Linked DNA regions of Homo sapiens: region 1 is linked to region 2. Evidence: chromatin loops called from intact Hi-C (ENCODE). Cell type or tissue: endothelial cell of umbilical vein. All regions are shown on one strand.

Region 1 (4,000 bases), 180 kb before region 2:
AGGGATTTAAATCTCTTTCAGTGGATAGTTTTACTCCTGGATTCCTGCAGTACAGGTTATGCATATTGGCCCCTAGGTCAAGCAGTTTCCAGAAGACAAGCAAGACCTTGTGTATCTTGTATCTTTATAAGGTCCCAGGAAGCATCAGAAACACAATATGACTTTGGAAAATGGTTCTGTTTCACTCCTAGTTATAAACCTAAATAAGGACAGAGCACTTCCCTTGACCAGATCATCTACTGTTCTGGGAATCTGCATTCCTTATGGAGGAAGAGCATCTAGGCTATTCTACCCACACTGATGTGTCTCTGCTTTGTAAAAAAAAAAAAAAAAAAAACAAAAAAGTTGCCTCTTTTGATTTTTACTCTACCTTAGAGAGGAAGTAGATTGGATTTTCTGCTAGATCAACATGTGTGACCTGCACTCAGAAACATTTCCCAGGAGGGAATATGGCAATGAATGTTGACTTCACTGTCTTGAGTCATTATGTCAGTGACTGATGTGATTCTCTGCAGGGTTTGTCTCCCTGAAGGAAAACCCAGAATGGACATAAAGACACCACTTGAGACAAATGTCCTGTCAGTTACTGAGACACTCCTGCAAATATATATACATATATATATATCCAGATAGAAGAAAACAGAATAAAACCTACCTAAATTTAGCACCCTGCTTATACCCAGATATTGTTGAAAGAAATAATTCTCTTTGGTGGATTTATTATCCATTTGTTTATGATGTTTTAGATTTAATCTTCTATATTTAATTCTGAAGAGTTTTTTTTAGCTAGAGTAAGTCCCAATAAACAACTGGGAAAATGCAAAATGATAGGAGAAGTTTATTTCTTGTTCACACAGAGTTCAAAATGAGTGTTTGTAATTGGCAAGCAGCATTCAGCAAACCAGGCTCACTCTTGCTGCTTTGAAATTCACAGTGTAACCTACAAGAGCCTCATGAACAGGGAAGGGCATAAAGGATGATGCATGGGTGGTTTCTCAGGGATAGGGTAGAAGGTAACCCACATTACTTCTGCTCACATGTTGTAGGCTGGAATTCGGTTATCTGTGTACATGAGTGTAAGAGAGACTGGTAATAAAAGACAATCTAATACCAAAAATACATAGTAAGTATGAATACACACTGTTTGGAGAAAATATATTGAGCAAATAAATATATGAAAATTCCTAAATTCTTTCATAATTAAGTAAATGTACACCAAAATAACAATTCAATTTCTTATCTCTTTGACTTAGAAATTTGGTGTGAGTATTTACGAGGCATTTCTCCCCTTAGGTGAAGTAGAAGATTTAATATCCTGCCTCTTTACATATTTCTACCCTTTAGGGATAAAAACCTGTGAGAATATTGTAGTTTCATTGTTTAGTAATTCTTTTAAATGAAATGTATTAGATAAATTTCTTCCTGAGTCATGGTTTTTGGCTTTAAACAATGGACACTGATGCTGGGATAACTTAAGAAAATGAATTTATTGTAATTATATCAGACAGCTTAGAATCTCGTGGGAAGTCTTATAGAATAATCCTGAGAGGATAGATAGCAATTAAGGGAAGTTAGGCTGTAGGAAATATGGCCAAGTTTACACCACAAGAAAAGTCTCAAAATGCTGTCATTTGTGCTGTCACCCCTGGACAGGTGAAACTACTAAATGGCTGAACTTTCAACATCACCACTTCTGTGAATAATTCTCACCGTTTCAGTGTCTTTCCATTGGGAGCATCAATTGGGTTAAGCTCCTTTCTAGCTGTCAGGGGTATGGAGAGGGAGCAACTGGTCTCATTGTCTTCCTGTGTATTGAGAAGTGAACTTCCGCCACTTACTCCCTTTATCAGCCCCAAAACCGCATGCATCATTTCCCTTTCCAAAGACAATGCTGTCATCTTACTCACTGCTTCCTGAATAGAAAACATCTAAAGTTTCAAGTGTTGCATCTTACTCCAAATCTAGGATCTTGGTGGTGCTCACTTCTCCTCTGTTTTGTTTTGTTTTTTTTTCATAATCATTCTTGATATTCCACAAGTATAAACTATATCGTGACGTTCAACATTAAGAACCCTGGCTAAGGGAAATAAATGGAATTTAGGGGAAATAAACCCTGGCTAGGGGAAGTAAATGGAATGGAAATAAATGGAAAATATATATACTTGAGACATAAGGATTCAGGCAGGCCATACTTTTAGGCAGGCGATCATGAGGCTGTGGCTCCCTGGTATTTGCATGTTCTTGCTACTCTACCCAGTTTACTTTCTCTTTCAATTCTTCTTTACTTTCTATACATTAGCTGGCTGGTGCTTTTTAGCCAACGGGATGAACTAAACCTTCATTTCTGAGCAATCTGAGGCCCTAGTAGTCCTTTCTGTATAGCATTGCTGTGGTTTTCTATTAACTTTTACTATTGTGTTTAGTAACATGAGAGCATCAACTGAATTTCATCCATATTTCTCCCTAGCCATAGTGTGCAAAAGCATCTCTATATTTTCTAGATAACTATGATCAATAATTGCAGGTAATACTGTAAGCTTTTTTTATGTCCGTTTACTTAATGGCATGAAGTATACCAAATTCAATGGAATCACTGAATCTTCCAACTCAATGAATCATTACTGAGTCTTTTAATAGAAGCATTACTGGCTGGGTGTGGTGGCTCACGACTGTAATCCTGACACTTTGGGAAGCTGAGGTGGGTGGATCACTTGAGGCCAGGAATTCGAGACCAGCCTGGCCAACATGGTGAAACCCTGTCTCTACAAAAAATACAAAAATTAGCTGAGCATGGTGTCAGGCATCTGTAATCCCGGCTAGTTGGGAGCCTGAGAAAGGAGAATTTCTTGAACCTAGGAGGCAGAGGTTGCAGTTAGTTGAGATTGCACCACTGTACTCCAACCTGAGTGACAGAGAGAGACTCCATCTTAAAAAAAAAAAGCAGTAAAACATGGAAGCATTACTCTTTTAATGATTTTGTTGATGTAACAGACCAGAGTAACCATTGCCTTAGAATGGGGATGTTCCCCTTAAATAAATTGTGATACATATCTGCAGATGAGATGAAATCCTGGTGTAAAATGCAGTGCTGTCGCTGTCAGGTAAAAGTATAATGCTTTTGGTTATTCTTCTTTTGTGGGAAGCAGTAAAGAAAACATTTGTCACTTTAATAATTGCCTACCACGTATCAAGACTATATCGTTTGTTACAGTTCCTAGCTATAATTAAAATAATTCCACATGATCGAACTTGTAATACAACTTTTACACATATGACTTTAGATAATTGGGGCTATGGGGAGAACTGCCAGCCCTTCAGGTTTCAAGATAAAAATTGCCACTAAACCCTAATTCACACAGTGATGCAGTGTTGTTTTTATATTATTTGACATGAAAGGAAGAGGGAGCTTCAGGGCTCCTACTTTACCCTTCTACTATAATATCTTCATTCATGGATTTGGAACTTGGTAGAGGAATTTTGCTTGTGGATTTTCTTTCCACCTCTGCACTGAAGAACAGGTAATATAGTTACAGAGTGAGATTTGGGTCCCACTAGGCTGTGGTCTAGAGTCAAAACTATTTATTACTTGATCCCAATAAGCTCCCCAAAATCTCTTGAGAAAGAATAGAAGGTAGATACCTCGTATGTTTTATGATTATGATTGTAGTATCCTCTCTCAAATTTAAACATTTGTTCTATTTAGGGAGTTCCACGTCTGGGAATGGATGAGTGGCCATTATTTTCAGTTGTGTAGATTAAAATCAGCTTTAATCTAATTTTTAAAATTGATTTCCTTACTCTTTAAATAAGCAACCCTGAAAAAATTTCTATAAATATTTCTTAGTTTGTCTATAAAATTAGTAGTTATTATTTTTTTGTCATTTATTATGGGAAATTTTAAATATAAAGAAACAAAAAAGTTTTCTGGTGAACACGTGCATATCAACTACCTAGATTCTACCATTAACACTTATCATGTGTTTTATCACGTCTCTATTTC
Region 2 (4,000 bases):
GGCCCCTGTAGTCCCAGCTAGTCCGGAGGCTGAGGCAGGAGAATGGCGTGAACCCGGGGGGCGGAGCCTGCAGTGAGACAAGATCGCGCCACTGCACTCCAGCCTGGGTGACAGAGCGAGACTCCGTCTCAAAAAAAAAAAAAAAAAAAAAAAAAAGAAAGAAAAAAAAAGAAACTGGAACTAGTTATTCAGGTAGGAAAGACTGGGAGAAAAGATAGTAATGATAGAAATAAAGATTCTATTTTGATCATGTTAAAAATGAGCTGCTTATTCAACATTTATTTGAGAACTGAATATATTCATCTTCCACCCCAAGAAGCCTATCAAATATTCCCTTTGAGCACATCCAGTAATCTCCCTGAAAGGAGTTCTGGTCAACACATTTTGTTCCATTTCATTACTTTTCCAAGACAGTCTAGAGCTGCAGTATTTCAGTGCCCCATGTATACTGCTGACCTCAGTAACTGACCAGTTGTCCCACTTCTTGGTCTAACTCTCTGACTGCACTGGTGACAGACCGGTGATTGGAACTCAGGTTTCCTGACTTTTTATCCATTTCCACAATTATGGCTTCAACTGAACATAGGCAAAACACAGACTTACTTTAAACAATTGTAGAGCATCAGCTCTTGCTAATTCTGAAGCTCTCTTTCATTTTAAATAACAAACACTTTATCCAAATATATGTGCAGTTGCCCTTCCTTCCTAACCTTGGCTTTCAGCAGTTGCTTTGATATTTATTTTGGAGATGTAAAGACTCATGTTATGTATATGCCAGTATTGGAAACGGTAAGCTAAGATGCATGTCCTGTTCTCTCCCACAGCTTGATATTTTTTCTGCTTTTCTTGGGACAGAATCACTTGGGTTTTATTTATTTATTTGATACTTGATTACATCTTATCAAATCCAATGCAGATTCTCATGCCAAGGATCTGACTGAAGGTCAAGAAAAAAAAGCATAAAATGTAAAAGGAAGTTCACAGGATGATTACACAGGACACAAGTCAGACTCAATAATTTTCTTAAAGACTCCAGTGGTCTACATTGGGTCAAGAATCTAAGCCCATTACCTAGTCAGCGTGAGCAAGAACCCAGAGAAAAGGACAGGAGCAGGTCATTACCACATCTTCTGCCCATAATAAATCATAGAGTTAAAAGGAAGCTTTACAGATGATCTAGTATAGACTCTGTTGACTTTATAGAACTAACTTATATTTTACACATAAGATACTTGAGCCCAGACACTTAGTAAGAGGGTGTGAGTCAGAATCAAAGGCCAACTGAGCGTCATGTTTTCTGCTGGGTCCAATTTGGATTGCCTAACTATTATTATCACTGCTACTGAGCTACGAGACTTATAGCTTCCCTGCAATAAAGGAAGTGAGTGAAAGAGACTGGTTGATTGGACCGGGGGAGAGAAAAATTGAAATGGAAAAGAGAAGAGAATAAAATTTATTAAGTATGAACTATAGGTATACTCTATGGTATATATTTTATAGATGCTATCTAATTTAATCATCGCGTAGATCCAGTTGGGTAGGTATCATCCCCGATTTACAGGCTAAGAAACTGAATTTAAGAGAGATGACATAATTTGCCCATCCGTAGAGCTACGCATTTGTTTCTTGGCGTGCCTATTACATTGTTCATTGTTTTGACCCTTTCCTATAAGTAGTGTGTTGTTGCCAGATTTTTTTCTTTAATTGATGCTTAGTCTAGTATGAGAAGTTTCAGACTAGGAAATTAATTTAGTAGCAAGCAAAACAAGTAGCTTAAGAATCAGTTCGAAAGTCTGAATTAATATAATACATTTTAGAGCAGAATTTAAAGAAATATACGCATATAAGAAGTGTTGGAACCCATTTTGAGTTAATTACTGTTTTTCAAATTTAGAATTACTTGTTCAATTTTAGAAGACTTATTGAGACTCTGAAGAAACGGACATTAAACCTATTAGCTTACAAAAATAATCAATATATTTTCAGTACTCAAGAGTGTGATAGTCTCTCCATGTATTCATTTCCTTTCGTGTCCCTCAGTAAATTTTGCAGTTATATATGTCATATATATTCCTTTTAAAAATTATTTCTAGTTTTTACATACATTATTGCTACTATAATTGGATTTTTCTTGTTAAAATTCCCATTCCATTTACCCGAAGTATGGGAGATATTAATTTTTCATATTTTAAAATTATAATCTCATTTATCATGTGATTCCTGGAGGTTTTTTGGAAGGAGAATTCTAGGGCTAAATATAATATAACCTGCGAATGATGATAATTTTGCCTATTTGTCACCAGATATGCCTCTTATTTCTGATTATTTTCATGTAGTTTTGGTTGGAAATGCAGAAACAACACTAAATGACTCATGCTGAGAGAATTCATCTTATTCCTGTTTCTGGATTCTAAGGAAATATCTCTGTTGCATTTTAAACGGTGATTGCTGGCTATTGGACTAAGGTTTTCTTAATTGGTTTTATAAATACTGTTACTTTTTTACTCATGTAACCAACTAAATAATTGTCTTTTTTGACCAAATGAGGAGATATTTGTAGATTTTCTAGTATTCAATCCTATGTTTTTGGAATGAAGCCAGCTGAGGCATACTGAATTACTTATTTAAAATATTACAGAAAGCAAGTTGTGATTACTTTATTTATGACTTTTTTAACAGATGAAAGAACTCTATAGTTTTTCCATTTGGGAACAAAATTATTAATTAATTTTATGTCTTTAAATGAATTTGAAACATTATATTTGTTTTTACATGGGGCAGTTTATAACAAAATATTTGCTTTGGAGAAGATTAAATTCACTTAAACAGCTTGGAAATTTGGGTACTTTTCCTTGAGAGTGTTTTTAACTTCTTCCTCAGTTTTTGATCTTTTTTATGTTTCTAATTTACTCAATTTTTAGAATTCACATTTTCCTAGAAAATAATTCATCTCATCAAAATTTTGTGAATATATTATCAAAACATTGACCACTACAGACTCATAAATGCTTTCAATATCCTCCTAATAACTTATCTAATTATTCATTTCTAATTTGGTGTATTTATGTCTTTTTTCTTGTATAAACTTGCAATTATGCCATTTTTTGTCCTTTTTCTAGTGAAACACCCTTAGATCTGTAAATTGTAATTTTATATTTTCAAGATATTATTTCTCATAATAATTTTTCTTCTTCCAGTTTAATTTGATTTTACCATTATTTTTAAATTTTGAGTTAAATTGCAATGGATTTGCATTGCTTCTTTTTAAGTAATAATGGAAACATTTAAAACCAGGAATTTTATTTTTAACTACCAATTGACCACAATATGTAATTTTTTTATATGACTTGTTTTCACGATATGTCTTTTGATTTTACATTTGCCCTCAAAATGTGGAATATATTTTATAAATATTTCCTCTTGGGTTGATTAATTTTATTTACTTAATTTTTAATAAACTTTAAGAATGCTTTTTCTATTGTGTTACAGAAATGCGTTTCATATAATCATTGAATAGCAATTGCATTACATAGTTTGCAATTTCACATAGACTCAGAAATTTGTTTGAAACATACCTCATTAGGAACACACATGCTGTTACTATTGTTTGTATTATGTAAACAGAGCATTGGAGTCAAATGGCAGGCTTTAAAGCCTGGCTGATCACCTTTGCACCGAGGCCCTCCCACTCTCTTGCTATGGACCTTCACTCATGTTTACTAAACACCTCTCAGTATTATCATTTGTAAGATGGGGTTAATTATACATATACAATCATGTGCTACATAATGATGTTTGCTCAACAATCAGTTGCGTATATGACAGCGGTCTCATAAGATTATGCTACCATATTTTTACTGGACCTTTTTTATAGTAAATGCATTTAGGAACACAAACCCTTGCCATTATGTTACAATTGCCTACAGTTTTCAGCACAGTAACATGCGGTACAGATTTGTAGCCCAGGAGCAATAGGCCATACCATATAGCCCAAGTGAAT

Evidence for each region. Hi-C counts contacts between places; a loop is a spot of excess contacts. Peaks named below come from ENCODE experiments on the same cell type or tissue, not always from the same donor. Only the 100,000 strongest peaks of a DNase experiment are listed, where the experiment ranks them.
Region 1: a loop joins it to region 2, with 12 times the contacts of the local background. A loop is called at or near these places in 1 of 110 quality-filtered maps.

What each region holds. Positions count from the first base shown.
Region 1 is chr7:34,275,355-34,279,354 of GRCh38, forward strand. No RefSeq gene overlaps it. Among named protein-coding and RNA genes, the nearest start is that of BMPER, 370 kb to the left of the region's middle. In endothelial cell of umbilical vein, no CTCF peak of the experiment used is centred here; a DNase peak (open chromatin) is centred at 1,877; H3K27ac peaks cover 2,278 bases.
Region 2 is chr7:34,450,937-34,454,936 of GRCh38, forward strand. The region is part of intron 2 of NPSR1-AS1 (NPSR1 antisense RNA 1); the gene reads right to left. Among named protein-coding and RNA genes, the nearest start is that of NPSR1, 210 kb to the right of the region's middle. In endothelial cell of umbilical vein, no CTCF peak of the experiment used is centred here; DNase peaks (open chromatin) are centred at 1,065, 1,115, 1,625 and 2,465; H3K27ac peaks cover 2,851 bases.